Regions from separate parts of the Homo sapiens genome. Here region 2 is linked to region 1. Evidence: chromatin contacts called from ENCODE Hi-C or POLR2A ChIA-PET data. All regions are on one chromosome and are shown on one strand. Each heading gives the region's core, a stretch centred on a gene start or an enhancer-like site at or near the end of the contact. The rest is flanking DNA. Distances are from core to core; before and after follow the strand shown.

Region 1 (7,341 bases), core at 3,225-5,724:
AACCAAAGCACAAAATGGTATCTGTTCTCAAAGTCTGGTTATTCATATGCCACCAACATGATTTCTGCCATATCCACGTACTGCAACTTAATAGCTTTCTTTAAATCAACTCATTTTATGTAATCATAATCATTCTAAAAAAGTATAGCTGTGAAATGGTGAGTCTGATGTGCTGATCATTTTTTTCTAATTACACAGTAACCATTAAAACAAAGCATTCATTCCCTTAATCACCCTAAATTATCTCCTGAATCACAATCTAAAACTGCTTTAGGTTGCTTTATTTCTGAGACCCTTAGGAAGCAATCAGGCAAGCAATTTGTGGGTTTACTTAATTTTCCTTCTACTGATTATCATTTACAAAGCTTTGCAGAGCATATAAATGAAACCAACCAAATCAAAAAATTCATCCCAGCAATACACACTGGATCTTTTCATGGGAAGTCCGAAGTTGTCTAAAGCTAAACAGACAACCCAGCAATTTATCTATTATTTAATCCTTCCACCTCTACTTTCTGTATCACAAATGAAAATGAGACTGGGAATAAAGGCCCATCTTGTGGTCTAGCCTGAAGAACAAAACCAAAGAGGGGAGAGATACAGTAGTGGGTTTTGTTCTGAGGCACTGACATTCAGTCAAAAGAAATAGTAGGCATGCAGATCATCCAAGTGAAAAATTCCCACCTTCAAGACAGTAGAACACTCCTCTGAAAAGGGAAACCACAATCGGTTATTAATCAATACTTTCAAGTCTGTGCTACAATCCAGGGAGTTCTTTATCACTCCAGTAACAACAAAAAAGTCACTGACCAGAACCGAGAGAGAACTTCACTCATTAGTAACATCGACAGACACTTTAGATATGCAATTTTGGAGCTGGTCTTAAATCCATTATATTAAGAGCCACACTACACTCTTAAAAAGTCACTTCTACAATCCATTCTCTTAGGATCATTGACCTATTCACTATGGAAAAAAACAATGTACCCTGCACCCAAAGTACACAGGACATTATGGAGAATACAAAAAGATCAGAGTTTGTTTATAATCTAGCACAGGGAATAAGATTTATACATTCCCCAAGAGTGCTTCTAAGGACTAAAGAGGACTGCTGGGAATTTTTCCCCAACATTTTATTATGAAAAACTTCAAACACATGGCAAAGTTGAGATAATTTTACAGTGAACATCTGAATACCCGTGACTGAGATTCTACTATTTTTACTATACCTGATTTATCACATATCCATCTATTCAATCCATCTTTTTTATTAACTGCTGGGATTTTAAAAATGAGACTGTGTAGTGAAGTATGACAAAAATATACTAAGGGCTGCTTCTCTAAAGATTTTGACTGATGGGGTATATAAACAAAAAAAACTTTGGAAACCACAAACCCATACTCAAGTGTTCAACTCTCCTGCCAACCTCCAATCAAAATCTATTCAGAGCTCATAACTGGCTATTCGGGTCTCCACACCCTTGTCCGCTATCTGAACTATCTACAGCCCTCTTCATGGCTTAGCACCATCGGTGAAGCCTTCCCCAACTTTCACTCCCTTACTCAAAATTAACCATGCCCCCTATAGGGGCCACATTTTTCATCACTTGCAATTAGCCCACAGTATCTGCAATTTATTATCTCTTTCACTAAACCTTGTCCTCCTTGAGGACGGGATCCCCTTATTTACCTCTCAGTCCTCAGCAAGCAGCTAGTACTTAGCCTACAGCAAGCACTCAAATAAAAAAGTAAGTGAATGACCTGAACACGTCTTTACCCAGGAGCCAAGGAAGAGTTTAGCTGAGTGGGGAAATGATCTAATCACAGTGGCACTTTAGAAAGATTCATTTTAGAGCAGCACTGTTGTTTAGAGTATGAGCTTTGGAGGAAGACCACATAGGCACAAATCTCAGCCCTGCCACTTATCTCTGGGTGACTTTGGGCAAGTTTCTAAGCCCGTGCCTCAGTTTCCTCATTTGGAAAACAGGGATAATACTGCTTTCATAGGTTATTGCGAGGATGATGAGGTAATTTTTTTTAAAAGAAGTGCACAGATCGACACCTAAAACATAGTAAATATTCCATCAATGTGGTCACTATTGCCAGCAACCAGGTTAATAACAACGAGGTTAAAAAGTCCTTAAAAGCCTGGGTGGTAGCAGTGAAAACAAAGTGGAAAGAATGGCCATGAATAAAGAATCTACCTTAAAATGTTCAGTCAGAAGAGCAAGCAAATGTGTGCCTTTTTTTTTTTTTTTAACCTTGTATGAGATAGCTCACGTTTGGATTAGTTTAAATTAAAACAACTATAATCTAGGCACTCTAGGCACAGATTTGATGCTGAGAACGAGTCTAGCATGACTGGACTCTAGCCACAAGCTCTATAACCACTGCAAGCTTCTCTGTTTAGGTCTTTTAGTCTCTGAGCTAAAATTTCTTTCCTCCTCATTACTCCAGCCGACACCACTTCTTAAGTGATTCCCACAATCCCCTGTTCTGTCTAACTGTAAGGACAACCCCCAAGAACCTTGGTTGGGGAAATAGGTTTGCGGTTTCTTTCTACCCAACCCTGTACTACTTTTCTTTTTCTTCTTCCTGCCCACCTCCTTTACTTCCCAAGCCTTGCTATTCTCTACACGTAGGAACTTGAAACCTAAGAGTATGGGAAAGCAACAGAGCAGCAGCAGTGGTGCCAAGAACTGGGGATGCTGCCAAGCTGTTCCCCAGGCCCCATATGCAGTGACCCAACTACATGCAGATTGGACTTAACTGCCTATGGGGCCTTGCACACTTAATATTCCTTTTTGCTTCTGCTCATTTTCTTCCTCCCACTTAAAGCAGCCTCCTCCCAAGCTTGTGACTCATTCAAATCCAATCCACCTTTGAAGACCCAGGTGAGGTCCGACTTCTTCAGGGAAGCCTCCCCTGACCACTTTAGTCCAAAGATATCCCACCACTCCCACATACAGAAAACAGGAACTGTACTTACTGTCTGGACCATAAGGCATAATCACATACACATTGCTATAATTAAATGTTTCATGTGTATACATTTAACTTTCCAAGGGCATGAGCAGTGTCTCACATGTCTTTAAAACCCTTACACTCAGTGAGTTAATACTTGCTGAACAGTGACTGAATCAGTGGGTTTTTATGTGTTTAGGCTAAGGCAGGAGGAAGAAGATGCATGTTGAAATGAAAAAGGCTGAATGGACACAGATGGGTAAAAAAGCAGCAGTGGGTGAAGACGGAAAAACAATGTAGAAGAAAGGTGTTCAGTTCACACCTGCTTAAGTGATTTACTGCGAGGTTGGAAAGAGATACAGGAGAGAGATGTCAACTGGCAAAAGCAGGGTAAAGGCATTTCAGTTTGAGGCAGAAGACACCAGGAGAAAGATGAGGCTACAAAAGAAATTCTGACTAGATTCTGCTGAAACCTAGTGGTAGGCCAATTGGATAAGGGAAGCTAAAGGGAGCTACTGGGATGACATGAGTAGAGATATGGCCATGTAGGTGAGTGAATCCGTAGGGGGTGGTATGAAGGGGGAGGTAAATGGATAAAATGGTAGAGGGTAGTTAGGCAGGTAGGTTAGCTGTTGGGCGGGTAGGTGGGTGGGTAGATGGGAGGTAGGGTAGTGGGTAAGTGGGTAGGTGGTTAGGTATTTAGTTGGGAGGGAATAGGTGTGGGGCTTATTATTTAAGATCCGGCCCCTCCCTCACCTTGACCCGGAAGCGGATGAGTGCTAGCCTCACGCAGTGGCTCAGGCAGGCCGGTGGCAGGAACCAGGCCCGCGGTGGAGGGGTGCCCTTGTTGCCCACGTGTCCCACGATCAGTTGCGCTGTCTGCCGCTCGGCCTGGCACCGACGGCCCCACTCGGCCAGCCGGTCCTTGCCCAGGCCCCCCGGGAACATGACCACGAGCTCCAGGCCGTCGCCGCCAGGATAGGCACAAGCCTGGCACAGCGCTGACAAGTAGCCCAGCATGGCGTTCCATTGGCCGCCACACACCCAATCCGTCTGGTAGCCGCCATAGAGCCGCGGCAGCGCCGAGCCGGCGTCCACCAGCACCCGGGCCCCGGGCAGCTGAGGGGGCGGCGGCGGCGGCAGCGGAGGGTGCAGCCCGGGCTGCGCTTGGCCATGATGGTGGAAGTGGTGAGCGGGGTGATGGTGCCGAGTCGGCCCCGCGCCCCCGGAGTAGGCACCCAAGGCAGCGGGCGGAAGCGGCGGTTGCAGAGGCACGGAGCCCCTGGCGGCGCGTGGAGCCCCGGGCGCTAGGGCTGCAGTCGGCGGCAGCTGGCGGTGCAAGTGCTGCTGCTGCTGCTGGCGCGAGACCGTGCGCGCGAGTTTTAGGAGGTCCACGGGCACCACGGCCCCGGGACAGCGCTTCTCCAGGAACTCTTGGAAGCCCTGGACACCCATGCTTCGTCGGTGGGCAGACGCGATAGCGGCTGCGCAAGCAGGATAGGCGACGATCTGGGCGCGAAGCTGGGGGCGGGCGCGTGCGCACTCCGCGGGGGGCGAGGGGGGGCGGGAAAAGGATTCCCGAGGGGAGGGGTGAGGAAGCGAGGGAATGAGGGCGGGGAGGGGAGGAGACCACAAATTGGATTTGGGTAGAGAGAAGGGGAGGGGCAGACCGGACCCGGGAGAGGCTGGGAGGATAAAAGCGAGGATGGGCTCTAGTCACTTCTCTTTTTTCTCCTTTCCGGCCGCTCTTCTTCCCGCTTTAGAAGGGGTGAAGCCTCTTTCTTCCACCTCCGGGAGCCATGTTGCCTCGTCTTCTCGGTGGTACACGCTTTCTAGCTGGAGGAAGGGGAGCGAGGAGGGGCGGGGCGGGGCGGGGAGAGGGGCATCTTGGTAGTTGTAGTCTTCTCTATGGCCTTAGGATATAGTCGAGGAACCAGACTACCACCCTTCTCAGCCCTTGTGCTCACAGGGTCACAGGAAGCGGGGCGTGATGATGAGTGTTTAGGAGTTGCACTCCAACTCCTTGCATCTCACTGAGTTGCTTAGGTTATTTACTGCTTTTTCCTGGAAAAAGAGTTTTGGGGGATGGATTGATGCATCATGGGAATGGAAGTTAGAGTGGATTGACTGAATTCAGCTAAAGTGAGCTAAAACTCCCCAGGAGGGAGGATTTTCCCCTTAGTGGAAAGATAATATTTAAAGAGCTGTTGGTCCCAATTAAGAAAGACGTAACTGGTCGGGCGCGGTGGCTCACGCCTGTAATCCCTCCGAGGCGGGCAGATCACGAGGTTAGGAGATCGAGACCATCCTGGCCAACATGGTGAAACCCCGTCTCTACTAAAAATACAAAAAGTAGCCGGGCGTGGTGGCACGTGCCTGTAATCCCAGCTACTGGGGAAGCTGAGGCAGGAGAATCGCTTGAACCTGGGAGGCGGAGGTTGCAGTGAGCCAAAATCATGTCACCGTACTCCAGCCTGGTGACAGAGCCAGACTCCGTCTCAAAAATAAATAAATAAATAAAAAGAAACTTACATTATTTACTTGCCTAAGGCAATGCAGAGACAAAGTTAAATCGAATATCCTTGCCCTCAGCATCTCTTTGGGCAGGGAGATAATTACCAACACAAATTACATTACAAATTGTACCTTTTTGGTACTCCTAGATCCACTATGTCCTATGGTTAGGGCCTTTGGTTTCCAAACTTCATTGTGTTTTAGTCTGTCGGGAGCTTTTCTAAATAGCTGCAAGGGCTCTAATTTCAGATGTATGGAGTCATAATCTTTTGAAAAATGTATTTTCAACATACTGAGATGAAACAGATGCAGTGCCTGTCTTCTTTCTGGCTTTTAGGGCCGGCCCACTCTTTCAGCAGGAATAAAGCAGAAAACAAGATCTGAAATGAGTAGTAGCCAGATCTGGCTTGGAACTTACTGGAAGATGGGAGATAATGGCAGGCAGAGTTAGAATGCAGAAGTGCAGAACCCAAGAGTGATCGGGATGAATGAGATAGGGGAATACTCTATTAGGATGCAAAAGCAAAAAAGCTTCAAGCTACATAAAAGAAATTATAAAATAGTGGAGATGGAACAAGCCAGATTGTCAAAGAATAAGTAGATGGCAAGGCAGTGTACATAGTTAACTCTTGAAAGCAAGCAGTGAAAGGAGAGAGCAGTGGCTTGAAGGGATGAAGGATGGAAGGAATGGAGGTTTTTTAGTATAATGGACACGTGTGGGACGGTCTGCCCAGCCCCTCTTTTCCGGGAATTGACCCTCCACCTTCCCCCATTTATAGGGTTATGGCAAAAACTGTCGTGTTCCTATAACCATAGCTTATTGGGTCAGAGGTGGGCAGCTAATCCAACCTGGGGCAATCAAAATCTCATTTTCTAGAAATTTGCAATTAGACAAGAGATACCAGCTTTTCTCTAAGTGTAAAGCTTGGAAGCTGTCAACCAATTTTCCCACCAGAGGGACAGAAGTGAAAGATGCTGGTCTGCAGAAAGAGAGAAAAAATGCAGACTTTCAGAGAAGAACAAAGGTGAGAAATAGAGTCTTCATTGTGTTCAATTCCCAGCTTCCAGATAATGCAGTGGTGTGATTACAGCTCGCTGCAGCCTCGACTTCAGCCTCAGCCTCCTGAGTAGCTTGGGACTACAGACACATGCCACCATGCCTGAATAATTTTATTTTTTGTAGAGACCCTAAAATGTAGAACAGATAGAGATCAGAGACCTCTGCATCAGTTGATAGGAAGGAAGTTGGCATTCTGTGTTATTTGGCAGTGAAGCATTTGCTTATTGCTCTTGGGACTCAAAACAGCAGCCCCTTTTGCTTATAACAAGAGATCTGCATTTGCTGAGGGTCAGATATTCATTGGCCTTGCTGAATTACAGCAGAATCTCAATTTTGTCTCAAAGGTTTCACCAGTTAGGAAACTGGCATCAAGGCAATTGGAACGAAGTTATCTATATCTGCCTCCTAAGTAGTACTCCTTGTTCTCCAGCGCTCCTAAATGTGATGAATAGAAGCCACAACAGGATGATCCAGGCTGTTTCCTTTAGCAGATCTGAAGCTTCAAAGAGCCTAACTTGACAAGATTCTTGGCACTTGTTTTTAGCATTCTGAGTCCCCTCAAAATGAAACCAACAGGCAGTCAAATAAGGTTTTAAAGAATCTGTATCACTAGAAGATCAAATCTGTGAATAGGGACCATAATTGATCAGCCAGAGCAGTGATTCTCTTTTTTTTTTTTTTGAGATGGAGTCTCACTCTATCGTCCAGGCTGGAGTACAGTGGCGCGATCTCGGCTCACTGCAACCTACACCTCCCAGGTTCAAGCAATCAGGTGATTCTTCTGCCTCAGCCTCCCAAGTAGC
Region 2 (7,341 bases), core at 2,572-5,071, 310 kb after region 1:
CATGTTTCAGCCCTTTAATTGAAGCTCAGGAAACCCTCTCTGTCTCTCTCTTACACACACACCCTACAACCACTAACCCTGCCCTCTTAGGGCCAATTATAGGCGAGTCCCATGGAGAGAGAAGCCAAGTCACTTGTGCCTACCCCTGGGCCGGCTGGGCAGTGGGGGAGGTGGCCTCTCACAACCCATGCTGCAGTGAATCACATGGCCCGGCGCCCGCCTAGTCAGGGCCTGAGTAATTCCTCCGCCTCTTCTTCAGAAGGTTTTTCTCTTATTTTTTAACTTAATTTTATTTTTTTAAACTCCTGGTTGCTGAGGATTTATACCATGCTGCAGGCTTTACAACCATTAATTCATAGACTCCTCATTGCATTCTCTAGATGAAGAAACTGAGGTTCAGAGAAGAAAAGTCACTCACCCAGGGTCACAAAGTGAATTAGTTAGAATAGGAGGCCAGGTCCTTCCCTGACACTTGTCTTATTCCTAATCCCCATCTTGAATCAAAAAAAAAAAAAAAAAAGACACCCACTATGCAATTACAGAGGCAAGGACTTCGTTGGGGAAAAGGATCCTGGGAACTCTGTGTTGCCTTTTTGGGGAGGAGGAGAGTGGTTTAGGAAGGGTATTATGATTTGTAATTTGAATGAATTGGTGGATTGGGAAGGCATACTCAGAATCATCACCTTGTATTGATTACAGAGGCCAGAGACTGGGGGTCTAGACATTGCCCAGCTACTGACTTTCAGATCAAGAGTATCCAGAGGGCAGGAATTTGGTGTCCTTCTTTTAGGCAATAGTTACTGAGGGCCTACTATGTGCTTCTTTAGTATCTGTTTAGGCATTTATTTAATGAGGATTTCTTGAACACCTACTGCGTGTTAGGCACTGCGCTAGTTGCTGGGGATACAACAGTGAGCAAAAGAGATATAATCGCCTTGCCCCCATGGAGCTCACATTCTAGTAGAGGAAGATAGGCAATAAACGAGTAGACACATACAATAAGATAATTTCAGATTGTACTAAGTGCAAAGATGGAAGCACACTCACAGTCTCTGATGGAGACTCACAAGTGGCCCTACCTAAAGTGGTTAGGGACAGTCTCTTGGAAGAGGTGACATTTGACCTGAGACATGCAAGACGAGGAGCAAGCCAGGTGGAGGGCTAGGGGAAGAGCTTCCAGCCAGAAGGAAAAGCCAATGCAAAAGTCCTGGGGTGGGAGTGCTTGTGGCCTGTTTTGGCAGCTGCAAAAAGGCACTGGCTTTACACAGTGTCAAGGGGAGTTTGGAAAGCCAGCAGAAGTAACATGCAGGCCAAGGTGTTAAGGGCCTGTTGCCAGCTGGTTATCTTCAGCCCACACTGAGGGAGCCCCCTGAAATCTCCCAGAGGTTCCATGACTAGCCCAAGGTCATGAAGGCACCAAAAGGCACATCCTACCCATGCTTTATACTTCACTACTGCTACCTGGTGCAAGGCCACGGTCCCAGAGATCTGTGGAGCCTGAGGTGTGAACCCGGGAGCCCCCAAGGGCTTAACAACTCCTTCAGTCCCAGTGGAAGGCAGGGCAGATGTGCGCTGCTCTTCTTCTGTGGCTCCTGGGCTCAGGCCCGTATGAGAATGTCCCCAGATGGGGAAGGTCCTGCTGTGCTCCTCAGACACTCAGGTCTGTGTAGCACAAAGGCAGTGGTCTGTGGCCTCAGCCTGACTTAAAGCTGCTCCACCTTTTCAAATCCAAGAAACCATCCTGATTTCACATCACAACCAACCTCGTGGACCTGCAGCTCTCCAGCTCCTGCTACAACTGGCTTCTGCCTCTGTTGGCTTTTCTGCTGTCTCCCTACCTATCAGCCCCTCCAGCCTTCTCCTCTAGCCTGACTCCCAAGGCCCACCTCTTCCACCTTTCTCTCTCAGCACCTTCTACTCCTTCCTTCCCTTGTTCTCCCGCCACACACACCTGGCAAAATCTCAACCTTGGATCAATCCACCGTCTTTCTTTTTTTTTTTTTTTTTTTTTTTTTCCGCTCATACTCCAGGGCTGCTGAATAGTACAGGAGAAAATCACATAAGCAGAAGGCTTGGCATTACTTTCATGGTCTCCAGCCTCAGTTTGGGGAAGCAGAAAGACCACAGACTTTGGACACAAACAGATCTGGTTTGAATCGTGGCTCCATACTAGCTGTGTGACCTTGGGCAAGTTGCTTAACTTCTCTGAGCTTCAGTTTCCTTCCCTACAAAATGGGACTAATGGTATCTACTTCATGAGGGTTCCTGAAGCTGAAATGAAAATCCATGTAAAGCACCCAGTCCAGTGCCTGGTACAATGTAGGCGCTTGGCAAATGTAAGGCTCCTTTTTTTCTTCTGTTCTCCAAACGAAACCCTGGTTTCCCCAACCAAATATCCAAGGATTGCTGCCTTGCAATCCTCCCTCTTTTTCTCGCGAGTGCTCCCTCTCCCATTAGCCTCAGCAGACAGAGGAGAAGGGGGTTGGAGAGGTTGAGGGGCACAAGGGACAGAGAGAGGAGATGGGGACAGAGGTTGAAAGGACTGGACATAAGGCCAAGGGACGTGGGGAGGAGGAGGGGTTTGAGGGAACCCAAAGGGCCGAGGTAAGCGAGCCTGTTCCGAGGTGGGGCTTAGAGGGCTCGAGAACAAGAACCCGCTCCCAGTACCAGGCCCGTGGCCCGGGCTCCCATGCTCTCTCAGTCGCTCACTCACCAGGCCGAGGCTGCGAGCCCTCCAGGTGGTAAGAGAAGCGCAGGGCCCGGTGGTGCTGTGGACTGGGACCGCAGGGCAAGACCCGGTGGCCTGGAGCAGCGCCCAGGCTGGTGTCCGAGGGTCCGACAAACTGGGGATCCAGTGGGCCGCCAAGAGCCGAACCTGAGCCCCTGCGCGCCAGCAGTCCGGGTTCCGAGGCTCCAGGGTCCGAGTCGGCACAGGCCGGCGGAGCGGCGCCCGGCGGGTTCGTGGCCGGGTGTTCGGGCTCCGAAGGCCCGGCGCCCCCCGGGGCTCGGTGGCCATGCATGGTCCGGGCCTGGGCGCGGGGCCCGAGCTCCCCGCTTGGCTCCAGCTCCTGGGGCGGAGGCGCGGGCGGAGGAGGCCCGGCGCCCGGCGGAGCAGCGGCCTCAGGATCGGGGGGCGGGACTGCGGGCTCAGCCCCACTGCAGAGACTCAAGCCCCCAGCCCGGGCCCGGGCCAGCAGCCGTGGCAGCGGTGGCAGTAGCAGCAGCAGCAGCCGCGGCCACCGCCGCTGCCGTGCCAGGCATCGCCGGCCCCGGCCCCGGCCCCGCGCGGGGAGTGGGCTCGGCGGGGCCGGGGGCCCGCTGGGGAGCGCTGTCTATGCGGCTGCGGTTGGGCGAGGGTTGGAGGGCTACGCTCGGCGGGGACTCTCCGGTGGACGGCGAGCCACTTCCGTGGCCCCGGGGCGAGAAGTCGGTCGGATCCAAGTGCGGGGTCTCTTCTTTCTCCCCGAATGGGAATAGATCTGGGCTCTCCTGGCTGGTTGGGAAGCGTTCTTCCTCCCGCCGCAGCCGAGGCCGGGGGCGGAGGAGAGGGGAGGGGAGAGGAGGGGAGGGAAGAGAGAACGGCGGTGGCCGGGGGCGCGCGTGTGCGCTGCGCTTGGGCTGCGGGGCTCGCCTTCAGCCAGTAGTCCCAGACGATGCTCCAGCCGCGGGGGCAGGAGAACGGCCTGGGCCGGGCTCCACCGTCCTCCCCAGCTTCAGCCTGGGTCTCGGCGGCGGCGGGCGGGAAGGAGCCCTGGGAAGGGGGGTGGGGAGGCGGGAGCCTCGCAGAGGCAGCCGCAGCCACAGCGGCACTGGGACCCAGTTACCGGGGCCCCGCCCCCTCGCCCGGGATTTGCGCCTGACCACGCCCCCTCGCTCGGGGCCGCCTCACTTCTCGCTGCTACCGCTCTCAAGGCCCTCCTGCCCCTTAAAAAATTCCCCCTCAGCCTGCTTTCCCCACAGGCAAGTCTCCGGGCTCAACCCCCTCCCCCCATATCTGCCCTTCCATCCCATCTCAGGTCTTCCCCCCTCTGCTTGCCGTTCACTCTCTTTTCCAAAACCCTTTCTTCATGTTCCTGAGTGTTCCTAGGGCTTGGCTCATAGAGGACCTGTCTCTGATTCTCCTTCACTTTGCTCAGACCAGATATCTTGGTCCCTTACTTAGTCACTTTCTTAAATACCCTCAGTTCCCTGATTTGTCGCATCCGCCTGGCAACATCCCAGTCTTGAATCGGTCCAACTGTCCGCCTTTTCCATGCCTGCGCCCAGGCAGCTAAACATTGCTGGGGAAAACTATTCAACTTCACAGATTTGTGCCACTATAAACCCATGGTTCCCAGCTTCTACCAGGCCCTCAGTTTTGACCCACAACCCTACTAGTCAGCTCTCCCTCTGTTCTCCACAGTGACCATTTCAAACCTTCTCCTTTCCCCTCAAACCCCAAGTGCTCCATCTGCCCTGTAACCCTCAGCAAATAACCTGACCTGCTGCAGAGAGTAAACAGAGCCACCGTAGAGGAAGCTCTTGACTTTTTGCTACGAAGCCTAGGAATTTGTCCTTGCTCCTTCCCAACAGCATCTAAACATAGACCTCTTCCATCTAAAAACAAATAAACAATTACCAAGAATTCTGCCTCTCCAACCACCTCCTTCTCTTCTCTTCTACAAACTTCTCAAAAGAGTTGCCTACACCCAACTGTCTTCATTTTCCCACCTCCCACTTATCTTTCAACCCACTCCAATCTGCCTCCACTACTTGCTTGAAACTGCTCTCTCTCATCAGGGTCTGCCATGAAACATCTCACTAAATCCCATAGAATCTTTTCTTTTTTTTTTTTTTTGAGACAAGAGTCTCACTCTGTCGCCCAGGCTGGAATGCAGCGGCACGATCTCGGCTCACTACAATCTCCGCCTCCTGGGTTCAAGCGATTCTTCTGCCTCAGCCTCCCGAGTAGCTACGCCCAGCTATTTTTTTGTATTTTTAGTAGAGACGGGGTTTCACCATACTGGCCAGGCTTGTCTCGAACTTCTAACCTTGTAATTCGCCGGCCTCTGTCTCCCAAAGTGCTGGGATTACAGGCGTCAGCCACCGCGCCCAGCCCCCATAGAATCTTTTCAGAGGTTATCCTACTTGGTTTCTTGATAGCATTTGGCACTGTTGACCACTCCCTCCTCCTTAAACCACTTCCATGACACTGCACTTTCCTTGTTTTTCTTCTACTTCCTTAGTAATTCTTTTTTTACTTTCCAGGCTCCTCTTTGTCCAACGCTTTATGCTGGTGCTCTTCAGGGCTTTGGCCTGAGCGCTCTTGTCCTCTCTCTACATGTGATTTTTTTTTCTTTCTTTCTTTCTGAGACAGAGTCTTGCTCTGTCGCCTAGGCTGGAGTGCAGTGGCGCGATCTAGGCTCACTGCAACTTCCGCCTACCGGGTTCAAGCTATTCTTCTGCCTCAGCCTCCCAAGTAGCTGGCATTACAGGCATGCACCACCAAGCCCGAATAATTTTTGTATTTTTAGTAGAGACGGGGTTTTGCCATATTGGCCAGGCAGGTCTCCAACTACTGACCTCAAGTGATCCACTTGAGGAAAGAGAAGCCTCGGATTACAGGCCGCTCTTTTCTTTATCTCATTTGCTCCCCTGGCTTCAATGATCATATCTTTGCTGATGACTCCCAAATTGATACCTCAAAACCAGATATTTCTCCTGACCCATGCATTCAACTGGTTATTAGGCAGCTCTACCTGAATATCCCAGAGACACCTAAAACCTCAGCTTCTTCCCAACTCAAGGCATCCTCCTTCCAACCTGTTTGTCCTTCTTTGTGTCTTACCTTAGTGAATGACCCCAGTCAAAGCAGAAACCCGGGTTACACCCTTAATTCTTTTCTCTCCTCCATCACCCATGCAGTCACCAAGTCCCATCATTTTGACCTCCTACCAAATCTATTTATGTAGTCTCTACATTTCTGGGGCCACTACCCTGGTTTAGACCAGAACCATTTCTAACCTGCAATACTGTCACAGCCTCCCTATTTCAGTCTTGTTCTCTGGAATCTATTCTCTACACTATAGGCAGTGTATATCTTTTGAAAACATAAATAAGGCCGGGTGCGGTGGCTCACACCTGTAATACCAGCACTTTGGTAAGCCGAGGTGGGTGGATCACTTCAGGTCAGGAGTTCGAGATCAGCCTGGCCAAAATGGTGAAACCCCATCTCTACCAAAAATACAAAAATTAGCCGGGCATGGGGGCGGATGCCTGTAATCCCAGCTACTTGGGAGGCTGAGGCAGAGAATTGCTTGAACCCGGGAGGCGGAGGTTGCAGTGAGCCAAGATCATGCTGCTTCCAGCCTGGGCGACAGAGCGAGACTCGTCTCAAAAAAAAAAAAAAAAAAAAAAATATATATATATATATATATAATTAAATAAAAGTTAAATCAAATTATATCACTCCCATGTTTAGGACCCTTCAGTGAGTCTCTACTGGCTCAAAATGAAACCCACCTTCCTTAACAGGAAAGGTTAAATGGCCCTTCATGATCTGTGCCCCTGCCAGCCTTTCCGTGCTGAAATTCTTAGACTATTCCTTAGTCTCTCTAGCCTCCAAGTTTTTGCATATGCTGTTCTCGCTGAGTGAAACTTTCTCTGCATCTCCCCAATTCCACTTCATTTGTTCTTCAGATCTCAGCTCATTCAACGAATGTCTTTTGAACACAAACTATGGGCCAGGCACCATGTGATGCACTAGCTATGCAGCAGTGAATAAGACAGACATGAACAAGACAATGGTGAAAAAACTGTCCTCAGAGTTCATTGGCTGGTACTGGAGAGGATGTGAAATAAACACATAATTACAACACATAAACACACATAATTACAAATTGTGATAAGGTTATAAAGGGACAGAACAGGGTGATAGGAAAGAGAATAACGGGTATGTGTGTGTGGGGGGGTGTGATTTAGCCTGAGGGGTCAGGCAAGGGCTGCTATTTAAGCTGAGCCCTGAAGGAGTGGGAGTTGGCAGATGAGTGGACACAAAAGTGCTCCAGGCAAAGGATACAGCAAGTAGGAAGGCCCTGGGGAGAAAGAGAAATGGCCTATTTAGGAGCTATAGAAGGCTAATATGGCTAAAGCATAGTGCTTGGAAGGCAAGAGGGGTGGGATATGAGATTCAAAAGGTAGGCAGGAGCTAGATTATGCAGGGCTTTTTAGGCCATGTTAAGAAGAATGGGTTTTATTCTACAAGCAATGAAAAGGTATTGAAGCAGTGCTTTTAAATGTGGGTCAAACTGGAGAAGGTACTGAAATCAATTTAAGAATAGAAAATATAAGAATGGGCTGGGC

What was found. Hi-C counts contacts between places; a loop is a spot of excess contacts on that map. ChIA-PET counts read pairs that join two places held with the same protein, here RNA polymerase II (POLR2A). Pooled maps may share reads with other maps.
Region 2: a loop to region 1 is called in a pooled map, with 4 times the contacts of the local background. The contact joins the promoter of FGD1 here to the promoter of FAM120C in region 1. A Hi-C loop is called at or near these places in 7 of 50 pooled maps. POLR2A ChIA-PET finds 5 or more read pairs at or near these places in 3 of 52 experiments (GM12878, PC-9 and activated B cell).

Annotation. Positions count from the first base shown.
Region 1 is chrX:54,178,780-54,186,120 of GRCh38, forward strand. It overlaps FAM120C (family with sequence similarity 120 member C), which reads right to left and starts at 4,475. Exons shown (of 16, transcript NM_017848.6): 1 at 3,721-4,475. The coding sequence starts at 4,419. RefSeq lists silencers at 3,968-4,017, 4,028-4,237, 4,808-4,907.
Region 2 is chrX:54,492,413-54,499,753 of GRCh38, forward strand. It overlaps FGD1 (FYVE, RhoGEF and PH domain containing 1), which reads right to left and starts at 3,822. Exons shown (of 18, transcript NM_004463.3): 1 at 2,714-3,822. The coding sequence starts at 3,020. RefSeq lists a silencer at 3,885-3,934.